6 separate regions of the Homo sapiens genome follow, and all the other regions are linked to region 3. Evidence: chromatin contacts called from ENCODE Hi-C or POLR2A ChIA-PET data. All regions are on one chromosome and are shown on one strand. Each heading gives the region's core, a stretch centred on a gene start or an enhancer-like site at or near the end of the contact. The rest is flanking DNA. Distances are from core to core; before and after follow the strand shown. Region 1 holds the start of USP11 (ubiquitin specific peptidase 11). Region 2 holds the start of WDR13 (WD repeat domain 13). Region 3 holds the start of ZNF81 (zinc finger protein 81). Region 4 holds the start of HDAC6 (histone deacetylase 6). Region 5 holds the start of RBM3 (RNA binding motif protein 3). Region 6 holds the start of SLC38A5 (solute carrier family 38 member 5).

Region 1 (2,700 bases), core at 194-2,693, 600 kb before region 3:
CAATTCAGAGAATCTGACAAGATTCAACTGGGCTTGAAGAGCAGCTATCTGCCATGTGTCTGACTCAACTCAAATGCCACTTTCTTTGGGGACCCTTAAGTGAAAGGCCTGCTCCCTTTCCTCACCCAGAGCTTACACAACTGAGTTTGTGACCCCTCATCTATGCCAGGTCTGGGCTGGGGGCTGGAATCACAGTAATAAAGACACAATCCCTGCCCCGCAGAGATTAACTGAAAATAGGTAAATTATGAAATTGTGAGGGGGAAGGGAGGTTCGAAATTAAAGTCATCATCAACGGGGCTGGCAGCCCCAGCAGAGGAAAGAATAGCATAGCCTAGAGCAGTGGTTCTCAACCAGAGACATTTTTCCCCCAAAGGACATTTGGTAATGTCTGGAGATACTTGGTTGTCCTGAGGGGTACTACTTGGTATCTAGTAGGTAGAGGCCAGGGATGCTGCTACATATCCTGCAATGCCCACAACAAAGAAATGACAGTGCTGAGGTTGAGAGACCCTGGCCTAGTCCAAGGGTTCTCAAACTTTGGGTCTCGGGATTCCTTTATGTTCTTAAAAGTTTAAGATATTCAAAAGAGTTTTTGCTTATGTCATATAGCCTCTGGATTCAGAAGCCTCTGGATAATCACACTGTACACCCCTGAGAGAATGAGAGTGAAAAAGTATTGTGAAAATAGTTTTCATTTTGTGAAACCCCAAGAGGATTTTTGGACCGGTAGACAGGCTGGGACCACTGGGACCACACGGTTGGAGAATGTTTGGCCTGGTGTTTAAGGTCACAGCTCTGAAACCAGATTTCTCAAGTCTAAACTGCAGCTCCACCACTAATTAGCTGAGGGACGTTTCTGGTACTCAGCGTCCCCATTGTTACCCATGGGTGACAAGGACAGTACCTGCTGCCTGAGGCTACTATTTTAGTCCAATAAAGCACTTAAACTGGGCGGACAGCTAGTTTAGTTATGATTGCTATGACTCCAACAAACATAGGGCCTGGGGCTAACTTGTCTTCAACACCTTGTCTAGTGAATAAATCTAGTTCAGGAAGAGAAACAACAGCCCGCAGGCCTCGGTGGGTCTCTGGAGGTGGAAACCTCTTTTGCATTGGGTTTTGATGGTACAATGAAGGGCATTCTGATCAGGCTAACAAAAACACTGCTCCCAGGGTAGGAGTCCTAGCCCACCTCGGGAACCTCAGCCTCCACTTTCCATGCCACCTGTGCCCTAAGTCTACAGGGCGTTAGGACCCCACAAGGCACTTTTGTCTTTCTTGGTTCCCACTGAAGATTTTACCCCACCTAGCCCTTCGACGCGTCTGTGCACGGGGCCATTTCCAATATGGCAGTAGCCCCGCGACTGTTTGGGGGGCTCTGCTTCCGTTTCCGGGACCAGAATCCGGAAGTGGCTGTTGAGGGGCGTCTTCCAATCTCGCACAGCTGCGTTGGCTGTAGAAGAGAACGGACGGCGATGGCGACGGTCGCAGCAAATCCAGCTGCTGCTGCGGCGGCTGTGGCGGCGGCAGCGGCGGTGACTGAGGATAGAGAGCCACAGCACGAGGAGCTGCCAGGCCTGGACAGCCAGTGGCGCCAGATAGAAAACGGCGAGAGTGGGCGAGAACGTCCACTGCGGGCCGGCGAAAGCTGGTGAGGCTGGGCTGCGGTGGAGCCTCGGCAGAGGGAACGGTGGGGGCATTGACAACCGCTGGGGATTCGGCGGCCGAGGGCCGCGGGAAAGCTGCTGCGGGGTGCGGGGGCGGGGGAGTGGCCGGCGGGACAGCGGGCTAAAGGGGCGGGGAAGTGCCTTTGAATGAATCGCAACGTCTGGAAAAGGGGCGGGGCCTGTGTGGTGCAGTCTGACGCCTGAGAACAAAATGGGGTTTGTTGTGATGAGACCAGTTTCGGTCCTGGAGGTGGGGCCGGGCCTGCGTAGTGAAACTGCGTAGGAACCTGGGAAGAAGGTGGGTTCTGCTACATAAGGCGGGGGCGCGGCCTGCGCTGCGTAATGCAACTTTTGGGGGCGAGGAGCGGTTTCCGATTGCTCCGGGGCGGCTGGGAACGAGGCGAGCTTTGTGACGTCAGCAGAAGAGCGGGATGGAGCCGAACGGTCCGAGGGAGGGAGCGGGGACCTCCGTGGGGGAGGGGGGAGGAGCCTGGAGCCTGGGAACGAGGTTAGGTTGGTGACGTGAGCTGAGGGGCGTGCTCTGAGGCCGAGGGACGACAGTGGAGGGGAGGTGGTGCCTATGAGGCAGAAAATGGCGCCTGCGAATAAGCAAAGTTTATGACGCGCCGTGGTTTTTGATTCTGGCGGAAGCCTTCCCGAGTCGAGAGAACGTGCAGGTGATTAGCACCGGAGGGGCCTTCCATGTTTAATTGGTTTTCTGTGTTGGTACTGTTTTGTTTTTAGAATCAAGAAAAAGTCGTTTTTTTAAAAAATAGAATTTTGATAAATCGGCTTGTTTTACTGATTTCTTGCTAAACAGTCCTTCTTGAAATTTACTGCTTCTGAGTTCATTTTATTTCTCGCCGAGTTGCATCTCGTTTTTTAATTGTGAAATACGTAAGACTTAAAAAGATTATATAAAACATTTACGCAGCCCAGATTGACGGACATCCTGTTAAAATAAACGGCCTACACTCTTCAAAAATGTCAGGATCATGAAAGACAAAGGCTGAAGAACTGTTCCAAATTG
Region 2 (2,735 bases), core at 236-2,735, 760 kb after region 3:
TTAAGGTTACATGTTTGTGCAGTGAAATAGAGTTTACTCTTTATCAATCATGTTACAAAAGAGTATTTAATATGAAAAGACACTGATAAGCTTGTTACAGGGACAAGGGAGATGCTGAGTCAACACAATACAGTGTGATCTTTCGGTGACTTTAAAACATTGTTGAATTGATTGTATTTGTTATAAAAATAATGTGGAAAATAACAGCTTTGAATTTTATGTCAGTTGATGTTAAGATCCAACAGGAAGTTTACCCTGATAACGTTAAGATGAACAGTTTGAAAGCAGCTTCCTGCTGGAAGTTGAAATAGAGATGATTCAGATAGCCTCTTTGGATCCAAACCCCAAAGCTTCTTTTGCCTAATTCTATCTTCTGTCTTTAGAAACTCAAGCCTCGACTGGGCTCGGTGGCTCACGCCTGTAATCCCAGCACTTTGGGAGGCCGAGGCGGGCGGATCATGAGGTCAGGAGATTGAGACCATCTTGGTTAACACGGTGAAACCCCCTCTCTACTAAAAACACAAAAATTTAGCCAGGCGTGGTGTCGGACGCCTGTAGTCCCAGCTACTTGGGAGGCTGAGGCAGGAGAATGGCGTGAACCCAGGAGGCGGAGCTTGCAATGAGCCGAGATCGCGCCACTGGACTCCAGCCTGGGCGACAGAGCGAGACTCCCGTCTCAAAAAGAAAAAAAAAAAAAAAAAAGAAAGAAACTCAAGCCTCAAGCTGTCTGGGGGCATCCAAGTCCAACCATCCCAGTCACACACACACAACCGACCTTACTCATCCCAGGGGTGTGCAGAGGCCCACTGCAAGAACTGGTGAACTTTCAAGGCGTCTTTGCATATATGATGATTTTTTATTCTATTATTCAAGTTTTGCTTGGACAAGATTGTGCTGCTAAAAAGTGGCCTACACCACTTTTTTTGTTTTTGTTTTTGAGACAGGGTTTCACTCCCGTCGCCCAGGCTAGAGTGCAGTGGCGCGATCTCAGCTCACTACAACCTCCGCGTCCTGGGCTCAAGCAATCCTCCTGCCACAACCTCCCGAGTAGCTGGGACTACAAGCGCCCGCCACCATACCCGGCTAATTTTTGTATTTTTAGTAGAGACGGGGTTTCACCATGTTGGCCAGGCTGGTCTTGAACTCCTGGCCTCAAGTGATCCACCTGCCTCGGCCTCCCTAAGTGCTGGGATTACAGGCGTGAGCCACCGCGCCCGGCCCTACACCACTTTTTAAAAGTCGTGTTTCTTCTCTTTTTTATAATGTTGTACTTCTGATTTCTAGGGAATGATTAGCAAACTCACCCCTGACGCTATGTCCCTTGGACATTATCCTTGTATACACAAAAAGTGCAATTAACGAGTGGGTAGAAGTCAAGGGGTGGAGCCTCCGTCCTTGGGCTTGAAGCCAATGTCCCTCAATGCGCCTGCGAGACTCCCACGCCCTGGGAAGGATGCCTATCGATTCGCTCTGGGCTCGGCAGTTCTTTCTGATAGCAGGCAGCCATCTTGCCTGGAGCCTGAGAAAGGGAGGAGAGACAGAAGGAACCGGCGACAGTGGTCTCAGGGCCGCTCCGGGGGGCCTCAAGAACCGGAGGCAGCCCCGGAGGTGGTCCCCGATCCCGGGCTATGCTCTTGGATCTGAGAAGGGAAGGCGGAGGGCGGCGGGGACAAGATGGGTGGAGAATGTCAAGCAAGGAATGCTAGGCGGGGGAGGGGCGTTGCTATGGCGACTGGGGAGGGGCGGTGTCTGTTCTGAATCGCTGTGTGTCACCCGGGCGCTGCCCAGGAAGGGCAGGGCTGGGGTGATGACCATGGTAACACCCGGGGGGGAGTTCGTGACATCTCCGGCGCGGAGGGACTCGATGTCTATGGCAATGGTCGCCTGGTGGAAGGGACGGAACTAGATCCCTTCGCTCGGGACGCTCACATTCCAGGCCCTTGTCCTGCAGGCTGCCGCGGGCGGACACGCCAGAGGAGGAGGCCGGGGAATGGCCGCGGTGTGGCAGCAAGTCTTAGCAGTGGACGCGAGGTGAGGCGTGGGGTCAAAGCCCATGGGAGCAGAACTTACTGTGGTGCATGCGCAATGGCGATAAGTGAGGCTGGGCGGAGAACTTGCCTTATGCGGCTGCGTGGGCATGCCGGAGGTGAGCATGCGCAGTAGCGGGGGCGGGCACGCCCGCGGTGAGTTGGCTGCGCCGGAGAGGATTCTAAACAGCAAGCTGGGAAAATGTGGTCAGATGTGGGCATGCGCAAAGCGGCTACCTGTGAGAGGGAGGTGGGGCTCAGGCAGGTGACATCCTATCCCCTATGGGTGTCCCCTAGACTTTTTTTTTTTTACATCATCACTTCCCCATTCTGACCCCATCACCTCCCAACGCTGACCCCCATAATGTCAGTCTGATTTCTGTCGCCCTGGTATACTGACCCTAATTATTGTCTGCGCTGACCCAGTCACCCCGTAGGGACCCCAGCACGGCAGCAGACTGACTCTGTTGTCTGCAAACTGACCTCATGACCATGCTCATTATTACTGCAGACTCACTCCCACCACAGGACCAAGAGGTCCCTCATCACCACTGCTAGTCATTCTTACCACCTAGGCCCCAGTCACTGCCACACACCTCACTCTCCTGCCGTACCCCCCCCCCCGAGCTGATTGATTCCCTCTGTCCTGTGCCTGCTGCCTGCCCTGCATCCTGACCCTGCAGGTACAACGCGTACCGCACACCAACG
Region 3 (2,700 bases), core at 197-2,696:
TCCTTTGAGCCCACTAAAACACTGCTTCATTTAATTTCATCTGAACTCCACTATTCCTCAAAATCCTATAAGAACTCTATCTTTTCCTTTGCTTAGTGAGCTGCCCATGGTGCCCCTGGTGTGCAGTCTCCCTTATTGATTGCTGGATCTGTCAGACTAAAAATTAGTTTGAGGCTAATTGGACTAGGACACCTCTAACCTTCGAGATTGTTAAACCGAGGGCCAGAGGGGATAAGACTGGATTGAGAGCCCCCAGCAAGTCCACACTTCAGCCTACACCAGGTCCTCTCAAAATATTTTTTTCACCTGAGGATTCAGAAAGGCTTTCAGGAGGGCACACAGGCTTCTAGCTCTGTCAGGATTCTCTGGAGGAGGAGATATTTGAACTTGATTTTGAAGGATGAATAGGCATTCTTAGGTGAAGGACTGCACGACTTCTTCCCCTTCTGCTCCAGTGACATCTCCCAGAGGGCAGGGGCATCTCCAGAATTTACACATTGGAGGTGATATGGAGCAGCAAACTGGTTGAAGGGTAGAAGCAGAGCCTTGTATTAAAGCTACATTTCCAAAGTAAGGGCACCATGACCACATATATTTTACTTCATGAGGAAATAAAAATAATAAAGTTTCCTAAAGATTTTTATTGACATATTGCATTGGACTAAGGACACATTAAAAATTATTAGTATTGGTACTACGTAGTCCCTTTTTAGCTGGGGTAGATGGAGTGGGAGATAAGGTAAATTGCTGCAGCATTCAAACCTCGCATCCAAGCCCCACAGGCACAGCAGGAGGGGAACCCAGCACTCTGAGTTCTCCCTTTTTCCCACCTCATGGCATATCCTAGGAGGGCTTGCATAACCATGATTTCTCCTCCTCCTCCTCCCCTTGTGGTATGTCCTAGGAGAAGCCTGTAACCAGCCTGACATCTCCCCGCTTCTCATCCTGTGGTATCTGCCAGGAGATAGCCGCGGCCGCCCCTGATTCTTTCCAAGAGGCCCTTCAGTTTCTCGGAGCGGTATCACACAGATCCATAGACTACAGGTCCAAAGACCCCCTCCTCCAGTTAGCCCGCCCAGAGAAACGTCCCCACCCGTGCTCCCTGCCACCAGCGGGACAGCTCCACCTGAGTTTAGAGCAGACAGCTCTAAACTCACAGCCTGCTCTGTGAGTTCAGAGGTGTCCTCATCCTCAATACGGATGGACACTCCTCCAACATGGTGTATCCCATGGGGAAGCGCGACGTGGGCGCGGCCATGTTCCCCACCTGACCACGCCGCCGAGGGGTACCGAACGTCCCAAAGCACCCACTTCCGTAACTTCTCCATGTTGACTCCTGGCTAACAGCAGCTTCAAAGGTGGTTTTGCGCACGCGCGGAACCTCCGCTTCCCTCATTCATGTGAAGTCCCAAACCCCGAAAAAGGGCGGTGCTAGGGGTAGTGACCGGAAGCGGCTGCGGTTCTCGCCGGTTCTCAGCCGGGGTTTGATAGTTGTCAGGAGGATTCGACGTTCAGTGCCCAGGGATGTGGAGGTGATGGGGGGCCGGGGAGGGTGAGTGCTGGGCGATTCTGTGTGGCCAGTGATGGAATCGTTTATCTAACTTGAGTTGGATGATTCACTCATCATTTTGCAGGCTTTTCTCTTTTCTAACATCACCGTTAAGGTCTTAAAGTTCATTCTAAGCCCCATTGGGTTTGGAGCATTATGTTTTTTAAGAGTGTTAACTTGTATTCATTTGTCTTTTACCCGGGAGTTATTCAAAAGTGGGGTTTCAGTGTGCAAAAGTTTATCTCTGTAATGGATCTCTAACCTTAGTTTTCTGTGTTAGAAAAATATCTACGTGAAGCTCATTCCTTGAAATATAAGGAGACTTATGGCCTAGTCCGTGGTGAATTTTTAGAAACGTTCTATATATAACTTGAAAATAATATTTAATTATTTAGTCGTCAATTGTGTCATAGAAAATCTATCCTTTTTTGTCTGCTTCTTCTATTACTTCGAGGAGAGAGAAATTCTCCACTGTGATGGTGATTTGTCTGTGTCTCCTTACTGCTGTCTGTGATCCTCTGTGAGTTACTTTTTGTATAAAGTATGAGACTTAGGTCGAGGTGCATTAATTTGCTTATGGATGTCCAGACTGAAGCACCATTTGTTGAAAAGACTATCTTTCCTCCATTGACTTGTCTTTCACCATTGTCAAAAATAAGTTGGCCATACTTGTGTGTGGGCTCTTTCTGGGTTTGCTATTCAGTTCATTGTCTATGTGTCTATCCCTCTGCCAGTACTACCTTGCTGTCTTGAATTGGATAGAGTGATTCCTCTCACTTTATTCTTTTTCAAAATTGTTTTAATGCCTCTGGTTCCCTTGCCTTTCCTATATGCATTTTAGAAAATCTTGTCTCTATCTACAAAGCATCTTGCTTGGATTTTGATAGGAATTGCATTAAACCTGTATACCAACTCGGGAAGAAGTTAAGTCTTAACTGTGCCAAGTCTTCCAATCCATATACATAGTATGTCTCTCTATTTATTTAGATCTTTTAAAATTTCTATAAATGGTGTATTTTAATTTTCATCACCCAAGTTCTGTACATGTCTTATTCAATTTATACCTAAGTATTTAATTGTTTTGGAGTGGTCATAAATGGTGTTATCTTTTAAATTGTTGCTTATATATAGGAATACAATTGAGTTTTGTC
Region 4 (2,700 bases), core at 196-2,695, 970 kb after region 3:
GAAGAGGCGGCAGGACATCTTCAAGAGGATCAGAGGGCAAAGCTACTGGGCGGTGAGACCGTCAATCTGTCAGTCTGATGCAGAACCCCCGGACTGCTTATCTCTCCGGTCCCAGCTTATAGCCCGGTAGGAAATGGTGGAGAATGAGACAGGGAGATTAGGAGGACAAACCGGCCTCCTGCAGAGCTGACATTTAGACATGGAGTGGGAGTTGCGGGGGAGAGGGGGTGCCTAGGGACAGCTCCCCAGACGCACACACACTTTCTATTACTGCTTGGGAGCAGTGGTTACCCGTTGGAGGGGGCAGATAGGGAGAGCTGCTGCCCATGAGAACTCCCATCCTCAAGGCCATTCTGGCCCTGGGCACTATTATTATCACAACTTTCCAGATGAGGAAACGGAGCACAGAACTGTTCAGCAACTTGCCCAAAGTCACATGGTTAAGTCCCGTAACCTCAGTTTCCTTATCTGCAAAGCAGCCTTAATAATGGGAACTACCTCATAGAATTGTGGTTTACAACGATGCCTGTCACATAATACTTGCTATCATTACCATTCCCTGCCCCCACTAAGACTCCTTCCACTCAGAATATTGCGGCAGAATATTAATAGCTAATATTCGGCCAGTGTTTCCTGTGTACCACCATAGTGAATATTAACTCGGAAAATCCTCACATTTAGCATCGTCACCACGCCTATTTTGGCCGCCACCACCAACGTCCAGTGGCAACCTCGCTCTCGGCCCAGCCACAACCAGCCCGCCCGCGCTACGTCATCACGGCGCGTCGCGCGGGAAGTCGCGGGGAAAAGGTAAGATGCCCCTTCCTAATTCCCTCGCTTCCTTGCTTGCTCTCCAGACACCGCCGACCCGAAGGGCTCCTAAGTGACTGGACAGGGACGGAGGGGCGGCGGCTATGGCATCCGGGACGACAGCGACGATAGCCGAGGCAAGAAAAAGCTTGCACCGCAGCCCTGTCGGGAACCGCCGGCGCCTGCCTTTTACGTAGGCGCAGCACAGCTGGCGTAGCACGCCGACGCACCGCCCCGTCGCCTGTGAGCTCGCGGTGTGGCTCAGCCCAGCTGGCGTAGCACGCCGACGCACCGCCCCGCCGCTTGTGAGCTCGCGAGAGGTGTGGCTCGCGCGAGGGGCGCGGCCTTGAGGCACGGTCCCCTCTGGAGGCGGGATCTGGGCGGGCAGTCGAGAGACGAGGCCCAATGGAAAAGAAAAGCCTGAGCGCTCGCGTCCCCACAGGTCGCCAGAAACTTGGTGGAGCGAGCCAAGGGCGGAGTTTGAGAAAGGGGCTGCGTCCAATGAGTGGAGCGGTGAGTACAGCGCGTCGACGGCGGAGGCGGGAAGGGGGCGGAGGCCGACCGAAGGCGGCTAGGGACTGGCTGAAGAGGGTTAGCGAAACGTTAGCGGTCGGGTCTGGGCAGGGGGTGGAGCTGGTTGAAGGAACGGGGCAGTCCCCTGAGGAGCGGGGCTGGTTGAAACGCTAGGGGCGGGATCTGGCGGAGTGGAAGGTACCGGTCCGGCCCGATAAGGGGTGGAGTTAAGTGAATCGTTAAGGGTGGAGTCGAAACCGGGGTCGGGGCCGGGGCCGGCTGAGTGAAAGGGTGGGTGATTATCCCGGGAGATAGGCCGAAAGGGCAGGTTCGTGAAGGAATGGGGTCTGGGCTGGGCTTAGAGGGTCTGGGAATGGGGCTTAGGAGAGTAGAAGGGGCGGTGATTGGTTGGAAAGGGCAGGCCCTAAGACGGACTGTGTGAGCCCGGGGGCTCATTGCTCCGTGAAAGGGCAAGACCAGGGAAAGAGAATCGTGTAAAAGGGGTGGAGTCTAGCGGGCCGGGCGGGGCCGGGTAGAATGGCCACCTGAGTGGAGGGAGAAGGCCTGAGAGAGGCGGAGTTTGGAAGGCTGTGGAGAATCAGATCGCGTAAGGAATGGAATCTAATAGAGGGGGCGGAGCCTGGAAAAGGGCAGAGAGGTGGGGTCCTCAGGGCACACTAGCCCCCTCACATACCCACGCTCCTCCCCCCACCCCCAGAACCGCGGCAGGGGCCAAGCCTCCTCAACTATGACCTCAACCGGCCAGGATTCCACCACAACCAGGCAGCGAAGAAGTAGGCAGAACCCCCAGTCGCCCCCTCAGGACTCCAGTGTCACTTCGGTGAGGCCCTAGACCCGCCCTGATGAGGGGGAGAGGGAGCAAGTTGGTCATGCCCTGGACTCTGACCCTTCTCTCTGATTCACAGAAGCGAAATATTAAAAAGGGAGCCGTTCCCCGCTCTATCCCCAATCTAGCGGAGGTAAAGAAGAAAGGCAAAATGAAGAAGCTCGGCCAAGCAATGGAAGAAGACCTAATCGTGGGACTGCAAGGGATGGTGAGCAGGGCCTGGCTGCAGTTTAGCCTCGTATGACAATCAAAACCCAAAGGTTCCCCACCCTGGACAGTTCCCTCTGACTCAGGGCCTAAAATGGATCTGTGTCTCCTTTTTTTTTTCCTCTGCAGGATCTGAACCTTGAGGCTGAAGCACTGGCTGGCACTGGCTTGGTGTTGGATGAGCAGTTAAATGAATTCCATTGCCTCTGGGATGACAGGTGAGGCTGGGTCCTCCAGGCTGTCTCCAAACCACAAAAATACACACACTTAGAGCCCATTAGCAAGAATAAATCTTTTCTTACCCCAGCCTGGATACTGGAAGC
Region 5 (2,751 bases), core at 186-2,685, 740 kb after region 3:
GTCCCTTCTGTGAATCAAGGGCTCAGTTACTTTTTTTTTTTTTTTGAGACTGAGTCTTGCTCTGTCGCCCAAGCTGGAGTGCAGTGGCATGATCTCAGCTCACTGCAACCTCCACCTCCCGGGTTCAAGCGATTATCCCGCCTCAGCCTCCTGAGTAGCTGGGACTACAGGTGCCTACCACCACGCCCGGCTAATTTTTTTTTTTTTTTGTATTGTTAGTAGAGACAGGGTTTCACCATATTGGCCAGGGTAGTCTTGAACTCCTGACCTTGTGATCTGCCCACTTCGGCCTCCCAAAGTGCTGGGATTACAGGCATGAGCCACTGCGCCCGGCAAGGGCTCAGTTACTTTCGAAGAGAGCAAAAATTGCTCTATGGATTGGGATTTACAACCTCTGAAGATCGTAGCATCCTCTTTTGTTTTGTTTTGTTTTCACCCAGGCTGGAGTGCAATGGCGTGGTCTCGGCTCACTGCAACCTCCGCCTCCCGGGTTCAAGCGATTTTCCAGCCTCAGCCTCCCGAGTAGGTGGGACTACAGGCACGTGCCACCACACCCAGCTAATTTTTTTTTTCTTTTTTTTTTTTTTTTTTTTTTTTTGTATTTTTAGTAGAGATGGGGTTTCACCATGTTGGCCATGCAGGTCTCGAACTCCTGAACTCGTGAACCGCCCGCTTTGGCCTCCCAAAGTGCTGGGAATACAGGCGTGAGCCACCGCGCCCGGCCAGCATCCTGTTTTGTAAAAGCCATCTCAGGCAGTCTATTGGTGAGAAAATTAAGGGGCTGGCTTCACGCCAGCAGTCAGACAAGGGTGAGGGCTGAAGTCAGAGATGAGATGGAATGACGCCAGGGAAAAGGGTCCCATGACAGGCGGCTAGATGTTGAGCACAGAGGAGAAAGAGTAGGAGTCAGGGTCAAACCTTAAAACGTTGGGTCTGACATCATGGACTGTGAAGGGTGATGACATCAGTGACGGTGGGGGATAAAATGTCAGGCCTTTAAAGGGTATGAGGTTAAAGAACTAGAAGGTGAAGGAGGTTAACATCAGAGAATGGCAGGGACCTAGAGGAAGACGACTACGATGGTGAGGAAGACATCCGATCCAGCGGGGGAAATGATGGCAAGGACGGGAGGATGATGTCAGGGACAGCAAGTAGTATGAGATTGAGAAGGTTCCTTTGTGGAAGGGATAAAGGCAGCTCAGCCGGTTGTGGGGGGGATGCTGACGTTTAGGGTGCACCAGCTGTTCAAAAGTCGACCCCATTTCCGGAAACACCCCATTTCCGGAAACACCCCATTTCGCGGAGAACACTGCTCCCTTCGCTTTGCTGTCCCTTCCTCTCCCCACCACTCCGCTCCTGCTGGCCTCAGCCAATCAGCACGCACGCCGGGACGCGCAAGGGGAACGTTCCGGGACGTTCTCGCTACGTACTCTTTATCAATCGTCTTCCGGCGCAGCCCCGTCCCTGTTTTTTGTGCTCCTCCGAGCTCGCTGTTCGTCCGGGTTTTTTACGTTTTAATTTCCAGGTAAGTTGCATATGTCCTGCGAAACGGCGGCTCCTCGCCACACACGCGCCGCGCCGGCCGTGACCGGGGAATAGCGAGTGGGGAGAGTAATGGCCACTGACACGTAGGCTTGGCTTTCTCTGGGACGGGCGGGTCCCGTGCTTGGAGGTGAAACATTTCGGTTGGTGGGAGGCCGGCGCGCTGTATCTGAGTGTGAGGCCTACCGGGAGGGACTGGTGGCGTCGGTGGTGGCAGTGACCACGCGACAGCCGACACTTACTTTCCTTATCCCACGTGGCCGCCGCCATCTTGTTCTGCCGGCGTTAAGGGAACGCAGGGATGTTCTGGGCTTGCGCAGTGGCACAAAATGACGGGCGTGGCGGCTATGAATGTGAGAGCATGCGCAATGTGGCCCCCTAATGGTGGCTGCGCTGAGCCAGCTCCTCAGATTACCACCTTATTGGCCGCCTTTCTCAGCTTTTCTGTAGTTACCCATATTTTGTTCCTCTTTCTTGTCTATTTTCTGTGCTTTTTCTCTGCTTTCCGTCTCGCTATTTTCTCACATCTCCATTTTCTTTCTCCTTCCTGCCACCATTCTTCATGTTCTTCCCACAGGACTTGAACTGCCATGTCCTCTGAAGAAGGAAAGCTCTTCGTGGGAGGGCTCAACTTTAACACCGACGAGCAGGCACTGGAAGACCACTTCAGCAGTTTCGGACCTATCTCTGAGGGTGAGACGGGCCATACTCACAATGGGGGTTGGTGAGAGAAAGTCTGGGATCCTTGCATTTCAAGGAGTATTAACTGAAAAGTTAGGACCCACGCCTCCAAATTCTTTTTCTTCCTAAGCCTATGGTGTAGACTAAGGATGAGGGGAAGCGTCTTTGGGATTAGTGGGAGCGCTCCGTTTTCCCTACCTATGCCATCTCCTTTTCCGGCCACCCTTTGCTACTTAACCTTTGGGGTACTGACTGGTCCACATTGCTCCATCTTCTCTCCCTCTCACAGTGGTCGTTGTCAAGGACCGGGAGACTCAGCGGTCCAGGGGTTTTGGTTTCATCACCTTCACCAACCCAGAGCATGCTTCAGTTGCCATGAGAGCCATGAACGGAGAGGTGGGGCCTCCTATCTGCAGAGGGACCTTGTCCCCATCTGCGGCTTCCTTCATTCTTTTTGTTTTTCCCTCTGTGTCTGCTCGGGGCAGCGTGGCCACCAAGCCCCGCAGTGCCCACTCACAGGAGCATGAC
Region 6 (2,700 bases), core at 1-2,500, 630 kb after region 3:
CTCAGAAACCCCCATTCAAGGTCCCCATTAGAGCTCAAACTGGCTCAGGAAATCCTTTTCCCAAGTCCTGAATCCCGTTCCTGGGACAGGGAGGGTCTCAAGGAGTCCCATCCCCCACCACCAGCACCCTCCGGAGCCTCCCACCCACACCTGAATTCACTTCCTGGGATCAGGGTACAAAAAGGACCTCCCCATACACGCCATTCCATTCCCCACTAGTGCTAAAATGTCTCCAAGGAACCCCGAGCCCCCTCCCAGGACCCCTACTCATATCTCAGGCCCCCAGGAACACCATCCCCGCAGCCCACGCTCCCTCCTCACCTACCTGCTCCTCTCAGCTCCTGAAGTGGCCGCAACTCAGACTCAGGTTCGGGCACCCTCTCGGCTGCCTAGGCTCCTGCTCTGGAGCGGTACTTTTTTTTTTTTCCTGAGAAGAAATGTTAATTTTAATTTCGTTTCCCTCCTTCTGGCCCTGGGCGGGGGAAGAGGTGGAGAAGGGGCGCCCCCTATCTGGACCCACTTGGAGGGAGACAGCGGTTTGTTTGTGTGTTGATGGTGGGGGAAATGGCCTGAAAGATTGAGGGTGTAGACCCACAGCTAGAGAGAGTGACAGGCAGACAGAGGGGATGGACTCACAGAGCAGACGGACAGCAGGATGGGATGGATGGCAGAAAAAGGTGCAGAGAGGAGACAGAGAGAGAGTAGGAGAACTGAAGTTACAAAGAAAGCAGGCATGAGAAACAGCACAGGAACAGACAGACCACAGAAGGGACAGAAAGACAGATGGGCGGGAGGAGGGGATGCTAGGGGAGCTTGGAAGACAGGCAGAGACAGGGAGAAAGGGACACACAGGCAGACTCAGAAACAAACAGGTGGGTAGGGATAGGCTCGTGGAAACACCTGCAGAAAGGCAACAGGCAATTGGGCTCAGTCATAGACAGGAGACACAGGCTGGCCAAGAGGTGGGGGACAGAGCCAGACAGCTCCCCAAACAGAGGGTAGGACCAGACACACCAGCTCAGAGAGATGAAGGGGCAGAGAGAGTGGTTGAGGCAGAGAGACTCCTGGAGGGACAGGAGAAAAGAGGCAGAGAGAGGCAGATTCAGGCAGAGAGGCCTGGGGACAGCAGGGGAACAGGTGCAGGGGTAGTAGCCAGGCTATTCCAGGCAGACCTCAGGCAGACAGCCTAGGCACGAGAGGACCCTAGATCTTGGGGGCCCCCAGAGGGAGGCAGGGAGGGCATTTGTGGCTGGGTGGGGAATGTGGACTGTGAACTCACACTGTCCGCAAACTGGGCGGGCACTGTAGTCCTGGACCCCACCCCAAGCGTGGGGTGGGGCTTGTCCAAGCCCTGAGAAGTCCCACTATCTGTCTGTCCGTCTGTCTTCTATGGGAGTCCGTCTGTTCACTCCCCTCCAGGCATATGACAGGCATGCCTGTCCCAGGCAAGCCACGTGTCCGCTACAGGATGTCAGGCAGGGTGGACTTGGGGTCTGGGACCACCTCGACTGGGCTGCTTGAAGCCCAGGTGGACAAGAGGCCTCTGTCTGGGCCCCTCGCCCGCCTGCCCACCCCCGACAGGGAACACAGAATTCCCGGAAAGGCCAGGAGCTGGCTGGGGCTTCAAAGCTGGCCTAGATGCCCTCACCCCACCCACAGTTGGAGGAGGACAAGGGATGGGGCGTTTACTTCCCCACAGCGGGAGAGAGACTCCTGCACACTCAGGAATCGCAGCTACACAACAGGACCCATCACAGCCCCATCAAGGGGCTCAGATACGGGGGCCAACTCGCCATCACTCACAGAGGTGCACAAAGACTCACAGCCACACAAGAGAATAAAGACTGACAGACATGAACACACACAGACTCACCACTGCACGTTAAGAGCAATGGCTCATGGGACAGTCACACACGTGGCCACACAGAGTGACGATAGTCTTACAGCTATCAATACCGACAGGCTCAGAGCCGCTCACAGAGAGCACAGACTAACACAGGGATAGGCTTGTGCCGATTTCCAGACACTCGAGACTCCTGAACCTCACCGCCCGTGGACCCACAGCCATGCCAAAGACAATCAACAGGCAAATCACACACACAGATTCACAGCCACACACAGAGCACACAATTACACACAGCTGATGACATTGTGTGTGGGTCCTGGGTCTTTCCCACACACACGATCCAGGTTCAGATGGCCCTGGATCTGAACCTGAATCCAGGTTCAGATGACCCTGGAGGCAAACTTCCAGGTTCAAGCCCTAAAATGATATCTCTGTGTATGTGAACTTGAATGTGCACTTGTGACCACATGTAACCACATACAGCTCCAGTCACAGAGAGAGGCACTCATAGGCTGACATGATTTTTGTACAAACAGAAAAGCCATAGTCTCCTTCTCTCTCTCTCTCCTCTCTCTCTCTCTCTCACACACACACACACACACAACTGCATTTCAGCAAATGGCTGCACACAGCCGTGTACACACACAGCTAGTCACAAATCAAGTCAGAAAAGAAACATATAGGGAAAGCATATACCTGCACACAAACACAAAGCACAGGAATGCAGAGTACGCTTACTATCGTTGCAAAGAAAAAATCCAGAAACCACACTGAAAGCTACACAAGGAAAAAACAAGAGAACCAGATAGTACTCATACCATGGCACCAGAAGAAACACCCCGAGGGCACACATA

Evidence for each region. A loop is a pair of places that touch in the nucleus more often than their neighbours do. ChIA-PET counts read pairs that join two places held with the same protein, here RNA polymerase II (POLR2A). Pooled maps may share reads with other maps.
Region 1: a map with no recorded cell type shows a loop between it and region 3 (14-fold over the local background). The contact joins the promoter of USP11 here to the promoter of ZNF81 in region 3. A Hi-C loop is called at or near these places in 1 of 37 single-sample maps with no recorded cell type and 12 of 50 pooled maps. POLR2A ChIA-PET finds 5 or more read pairs at or near these places in 1 of 52 experiments (activated CD4-positive, alpha-beta T cell).
Region 2: a loop to region 3 is called in a map of B cell, with 12 times the contacts of the local background. The contact joins the promoter of WDR13 here to the promoter of ZNF81 in region 3. A Hi-C loop is called at or near these places in 1 of 168 maps with a recorded cell type or tissue (B cell) and 6 of 50 pooled maps. POLR2A ChIA-PET finds 5 or more read pairs at or near these places in 1 of 52 experiments (HEK293).
Region 4: a map of naive thymus-derived CD4-positive, alpha-beta T cell shows a loop between it and region 3 (10-fold over the local background). The contact joins the promoter of HDAC6 here to the promoter of ZNF81 in region 3. A Hi-C loop is called at or near these places in 1 of 168 maps with a recorded cell type or tissue (naive thymus-derived CD4-positive, alpha-beta T cell), 3 of 37 single-sample maps with no recorded cell type and 8 of 50 pooled maps.
Region 5: a map of B cell shows a loop between it and region 3 (23-fold over the local background). The contact joins the promoter of RBM3 here to the promoter of ZNF81 in region 3. A Hi-C loop is called at or near these places in 1 of 168 maps with a recorded cell type or tissue (B cell), 2 of 37 single-sample maps with no recorded cell type and 8 of 50 pooled maps. POLR2A ChIA-PET finds 5 or more read pairs at or near these places in 2 of 52 experiments (HEK293 and activated B cell).
Region 6: a loop to region 3 is called in a map of CD8-positive, alpha-beta T cell, with 7 times the contacts of the local background. The contact joins the promoter of SLC38A5 here to the promoter of ZNF81 in region 3. A Hi-C loop is called at or near these places in 7 of 168 maps with a recorded cell type or tissue (B cell, CD8-positive, alpha-beta T cell, cardiac septum and 2 more), 6 of 37 single-sample maps with no recorded cell type and 20 of 50 pooled maps. POLR2A ChIA-PET finds 5 or more read pairs at or near these places in 1 of 52 experiments (activated CD4-positive, alpha-beta T cell).

What each region holds. Positions count from the first base shown.
Region 1 is chrX:47,231,566-47,234,265 of GRCh38, forward strand. USP11 (ubiquitin specific peptidase 11) reads left to right here and starts at 1,444. Exons shown (of 21, transcript NM_001371072.1): 1 at 1,444-1,654. The coding sequence starts at 1,479. RefSeq lists a cis regulatory region at 1,099-2,321 and enhancers at 1,324-1,373, 1,799-2,382.
Region 2 is chrX:48,596,007-48,598,741 of GRCh38, forward strand. WDR13 (WD repeat domain 13) reads left to right here and starts at 1,486. Exons shown (of 10, transcript NM_001347217.2): 1 at 1,486-1,608; 2 at 1,952-2,031; 3 at 2,711-2,735. The coding sequence starts at 1,991. RefSeq lists enhancers at 1,792-2,111, 2,132-2,201, 2,222-2,281.
Region 3 is chrX:47,835,456-47,838,155 of GRCh38, forward strand. ZNF81 (zinc finger protein 81) reads left to right here and starts at 1,447. Exons shown (of 5, transcript NM_007137.5): 1 at 1,447-1,532. RefSeq lists an enhancer at 1,195-1,574.
Region 4 is chrX:48,800,622-48,803,321 of GRCh38, forward strand. HDAC6 (histone deacetylase 6) reads left to right here and starts at 1,446. Exons shown (of 29, transcript NM_006044.4): 1 at 1,446-1,521; 2 at 2,042-2,164; 3 at 2,250-2,378; 4 at 2,507-2,595. The coding sequence starts at 2,072. RefSeq lists cis regulatory regions at 1-297, 1-46 and enhancers at 1-636, 758-1,027, 874-1,387, 2,018-2,097.
Region 5 is chrX:48,573,049-48,575,799 of GRCh38, forward strand. RBM3 (RNA binding motif protein 3) reads left to right here and starts at 1,436. Exons shown (of 7, transcript NM_006743.5): 1 at 1,436-1,525; 2 at 2,120-2,235; 3 at 2,513-2,619. The coding sequence starts at 2,133. RefSeq lists a cis regulatory region at 569-1,554 and enhancers at 1,311-2,510, 1,494-1,763.
Region 6 is chrX:48,469,010-48,471,709 of GRCh38, forward strand. It overlaps SLC38A5 (solute carrier family 38 member 5), which reads right to left and starts at 1,251. Exons shown (of 17, transcript NM_033518.4): 1 at 1,173-1,251; 2 at 326-427.